Linked DNA regions of Mus musculus: region 2 is linked to region 1. A link is a loop called in an ENCODE intact Hi-C map of the cell type or tissue named here. Cell type or tissue: heart. All regions are shown on one strand.

Region 1 (2,500 bases):
TAGATTTCCATGTACTTTACTAAAATAATAGACTGATTGATTTTGCTTGTTCAAGGAGCATGGATTATTAATAATACTTAGAAATTTGACACAAGGGTAAATAAATTGTAAGTACAGCATATCTGTGATGAGATTGTCACCAATTTTATAAAACACATGTGGGCTTTTATGAACTATTAATTAAAACCGTGGTTACTATTGTGTATTACGACAGCCTTAGTGCGGTGTTGGGCTCCATCCTGTAATCCCAGGTCTCAGGTGACCAAAGCAGGAAGATTTCCACTCCATGTTTGCCTGGACTCCCTGGGGAGAGCCTGCTCACCCCCCTTTCCCCCACCAACCACCCCCCCCCGTCAAAAAAAAAAAAAGGAAAAGAAAAGAGAAAGAAAGAAAACGTCACAAAGGAAAGCCGCTTTGATTTTTTTTCTATGCTCAATTTATTCTTATCCAAAATAGTTTTGGCTTGCTTTCAAATGTTCAAATTAACACATGAGGCTTTTTAAAAGATTAATTAATTAATTAAATATCTGTGAGTCTGCTGTCGCTCTCTTCAGACACTCAGAAGAGGGCATCGTATCCCCTTACAGATAGCTGTGAGCCACCATGTGGCTGCTGGGATTTGAACTCAGGACCTCTGGAAAATCGGTCAGTGCTCTTAACTGCTGAGCCATCTCTCCAGTCCCGAGGCATTTTTTTTTTAATTAAAAAAAATTGTATGTGTATGGATGTTTTGTCTGCATGTATGTGCCACATTCGTACCTGTTGCCCAAAAGGGTCAGAAGAGGGCATCAGATGTCTCAGAACTGGAGTTACGGGGAGTTGTAAGCCACCTCGTGGGTCCTAGGAACTAAACCTGGGCCCTCTGCAAGAGCAGCAGATGATCTTAACCACTGAACCACCTCTCCATTCCCAGCAGGAGGCTATCTGGTTTGCTTTTGCAGCTGGGAATGGGATCTAAGGCCCTGCTTACACTAGACACTGTAGGTGAGACTTCTGGGGCATTTATCCCCAGTTTTCACCTGTGAGGTGTTGTTTTGTTTTGTTTTGTTTTGTTTTGTTTTGTTTTGTTTTGTGTGTGAGCTCTTAATCCCATTCCTAACATTGCTCAGTTGGGAAAGAGAACAGACTGAGCTCTAAGTCAGACAGATTGCCATTGCTCACATATTGTCAGTATGGAATCTCTCCATTTTTAGATTACATTAAGGGAAAAATGTCTCACTCATATCCAATATCAAAACCCCATTGAGGACACTAAGAATAAAGTTCACTTTTTACCTCCAACAAAGAAGACATCTATAGACTATTCACCGGGCTTTAATGAATCAGTTTGTGACCAGTTAAAGCTATCCGTATCTTGCCTGTGAGTGCCCCCTGCTGGATACACAGAATCTTTACTGCATCTCCAGGGAATCAACTTGCACTTTTTAATGGGAAAGTGCCCAAGTAACAGGTCGCAAGGATAGCTGTAAATCCTAGCTAGTAATTCGGTCTTTGGGTAAGTGTGCAAATTTATAACAAAAACATACTCAGGAAACAAACTCAAATGCAAAAAATATTCCACTGAGCATTTGTTTATAATCGCACCAGTGCCAAGGATCTAGTAAATTGTCCTGTATTTATCTTATGAGCTCACCGAGTTTTATACATTAGTGACGAAGGCAGTTAATTGGTGGGTGGCTTCTTACCATAGGGAGCCTGCATATATATTTTACAGAAGGGTAGAAAATTAGAGGTCCCTTTTATGTGACCATGTGTTGGCTTCAATGCCCAGTGTGTAATCTTCTCATAGAATCTTGGGCTTGGAGTCATAGTCCCAGCTGGGGCTGCAGGAAGGAGTGTTCCATTTTACCAGGAGCCCTGGAGAGATAACATTGCCTGTGGCCTATGGGTAATTCAGCAGACACAGAAGTCAAGGGTCATCAGTCAACTCAAACTTTCCATAGAAGGCAAGTAGGAAGAAATGACTGTAAGGGAAATTGGTATATGCTTTGGTCTATTAAGAGCTTCATGAGCCTGCCTTTAATCCTAGCATTCGGGGGTGGGTTGCAGCGGGGGTGGGGCGGGGGAGGGGAGGAGTCTCTCTGAGTTTTAGGCCAGCCTGGTCTACAGATCGAGTTCCAGGATAGTCAAGGCTACACAGAGAAACTCTGTCTCAAAACCTAACAAAACAAAACAAAACAACAAAAAAAAAACTTCATGATTTAGCTTTCCCCTTCCTTCCTTCCTTCCTTCCTTCCTTCCTTCCTTCCTTCCTTCCTTCCTTCCTTCCTTCCCTCCTTTGACAAGGTCTTGCTATGTAGCTCAGGCTAGCTTTGAGCTCTAAGTGCGTTCTCTGTTCTCAGCCTCCTGAGTACTGGAATTACAGGCATATCCACTGCAGCTGTTTCTCCCTGTGACAGTCTCTTTGGTCCTTGGGAGCAAGCAAAGGGTCTTCCTTGTACATGCTGGGCAACGCCTATCTTCCCCATGGGTCATTCCTGGTCACTTTTGCAGAAATTAA
Region 2 (2,500 bases), 390 kb before region 1:
ATAATGACAGAGTGGAGAAGCTGCAGCAGAGGTCACGTGACCAGCAAAGCTTCTCTTGGTTCCCAGCCAGCCCTTTCTGGAAAAAGGTTGCCAAGTCGTCACCTAATGTGTTCCAGTTGCTTGAAAAATCTAATGTCATGAGAAACGCTGTCTATTGTTTTTAATATTTTACTTCTTTGATTTACGTGTGTGTGTGTGTGTGTGTGTGTGTGTGTGTGTGTACATGTGTACAAACGCCATGGTGCATATGTGGAGGTCAGAGGAGAACTTTCATGAGTCAGGTTTTTTTTTTTTTCCACCGAGGGGATCCCACAGATCAATTCTGGTTGTCAGGCTTAGCCTCAAGCACCTTTGCCCAAGTCAGCCATCTTTCTAGTCCAATACTTCATCTCTCAATGCCACAGCAGAATGTCCCCAACTGGACAGACATCAAAAAGTGACTTACAGCCTGGTTAACCTGTGACTCCACAGGCTTTAGCTCAAGAACTGATAGCTGTGGCCAGGTAGGTGCCTTTCTCTTCATGACAAGTGACCAGATCTAGTGAGCCTTCATGCTGCATTGAAACATGTATTTATTGTGGTATTTCTACCTTGTACCCACTCATATTCTGGAATGCTACTTGCTTTATTCAAGCAACCTACATCTAACCTATGTTTAGAATGCTGTTTGTTTGTTTGTTTGTTTGTTTTGAGAGGTCTCTTCATGCAGCCCAGGTTGCCCTTGCGCTCACAGCAGTCTTCCTCGGTTGCCTGTTGAGGGATGGGATTAAAGGGTGTGAGCCGTCACACTCTGCCTGTTCAGTATTTTGATTGCTCTGCTAGTGCTCTGAATCTGTGGAGGCTGGAGCATCGTTTACTTCCTAAGCACAAGAACCTTGGCTAGTTCTCAGCTGTACCAGCCATGACGCGGCCTGCCTACGGCTTGGGACTTTCATCCTCAAAAGTCCAATAACAGTATATTCCTAGCGGGGTTTTGAGAGGTGTCAATGAATCATGTAAAGGACTTAGTCTAGTGCTTGAGGGCATAGATGCTCAAAAGTGGTGACATAGACTCCTTGCAACATTCTGTCCCTTGGAAAGGACAGCAGAGACTGCTCCCACAAACACTGCAGACCCATCTCTAACCCTCAAAAGTCCCCAGCCACCTAGCCTAAGGCTCTGGGGGGCTGCAGAGTCCAGGGCAACAGCAACTCCATGCAGCAGCCTGGATGCTCTGAGAAGCATGCCTGGCAGCCAAGGGTTTGCCAGCACCTCCTGCTGCTGGCTGCCACATTTGGAGCTGAAACCTAAGCATTGTGGCTTACATCATTGCCCTCTGGGCAGCATGGTGGGTGTGTGACACTGCCCACTCTTCCTCCTTGTCACCAGCATATGGCGAGATGGGAGGGGGACTGAACTCACAAGGGGGATGTCATGGTGTTTTCCGGTGTGCTCTCTATAGATGCTAGACTACACCTGTGTCCCAGTGCTTCCCAGGGCTTTGAGTGAGAGTGTCGTTGCCAAGGAATGTTGGCTACTGCAGCTAGCTAGATTGTGTGGCACTTCCCAGCCTCTCTCCTGCTCCATCTTGGCTGTGTTCCTGCCATTCTCATGCCAGAGGACATCACTGCCCTGATGTTGCACAAGGACAACATGGGGGCACAAGAGCGTTGGCTTGTTTCTCTTTTGAATTCCTGATTCAGAAAGCAATGGGTTCAGGGTCTTGGTGGATTGTGATTGATCTACTCCTGTGGAGAGAAACTCCAACCTCCTGGAGTCTCTTGCCAAGACATCAAGGTAAGATTTACGGAAAGGAAAGAGGAAATGAAGGAAGAAAAGAAGAAAGAAAGGAAGGGAGGGAGGGAGGGAGGGAGGGAGGGAGGAAAGAAGGAAGGAAAGAAGGAAGAAGAGTAGATGGTGGGTCAGATGAGAAAGGCTTGACTTTATTGCTATGACCTAGTCCTGTTCTAGCGGGAGAACATGATCCAGGTGAGAATCCTATGCCTAGCCTATGGTGCAGGCTATACAGAAATTGCTGAAGATGCCACAGTCAAAAGCCATCATCACTGACAACAGGTGCAGGGGGAGAGGGTAAGTGGAGCCTCCTCACCTTTGCCACCTCAAGCCAGGGTGCACACAGCACGAAGGGTCCCATATGTTCTATGAAGGGGCGGGAAGATGAACCGGGAGAAGGGTAAAAAACGACCTTGTCACTCTGGCTTCATGAATCTCTGGGAGGGAGACATCTCTTCTGCTGGTGACCCCGGTAGAGCCACCCAATGGTGAACCTGAGTATTGAGAGTCTCCAGGGCTCTACCCAATGGCGCAGTGCTAAAACCTTGGTTGCTTTTCTGGCAGTGGGGATACACACTGTCGCAAGGGCTAGGGGCTGTTGTCTGCCAGCTCGTGGCCACAGGCCCACGCTCCCTGAGGTGTGAGGGGGTGATGAACAGTGATAGATTGCTCTCTCTGGGATCTCTGCCCAGTGGCCTGGCACAGCTGGAATGTCCTTGGCCAGGTC

What was found. A loop is a pair of places that touch in the nucleus more often than their neighbours do. Peaks named below come from ENCODE experiments on the same cell type or tissue, not always from the same donor. Only the 100,000 strongest peaks of a DNase experiment are listed, where the experiment ranks them.
Region 2: a loop joins it to region 1, with 2.6 times the contacts of the local background. A loop is called at or near these places in 2 of 42 quality-filtered maps.

The regions. Positions count from the first base shown.
Region 1 is chr12:73,020,001-73,022,500 of GRCm38, reverse strand. No RefSeq gene overlaps it. Among named protein-coding and RNA genes, the nearest start is that of Gm51264, 25 kb to the left of the region's middle. In heart, a CTCF peak has its summit at 1,382 (motif pointing left); no DNase peak of the experiment used is centred here.
Region 2 is chr12:73,408,679-73,411,178 of GRCm38, reverse strand. It overlaps D830013O20Rik (RIKEN cDNA D830013O20 gene), which reads left to right and starts at 1,616. Exons shown (of 4, transcript NR_046013.1): 1 at 1,616-1,776. In heart, a CTCF peak has its summit at 2,284; DNase peaks (open chromatin) are centred at 1,558 and 2,388; H3K27ac peaks cover 315 bases.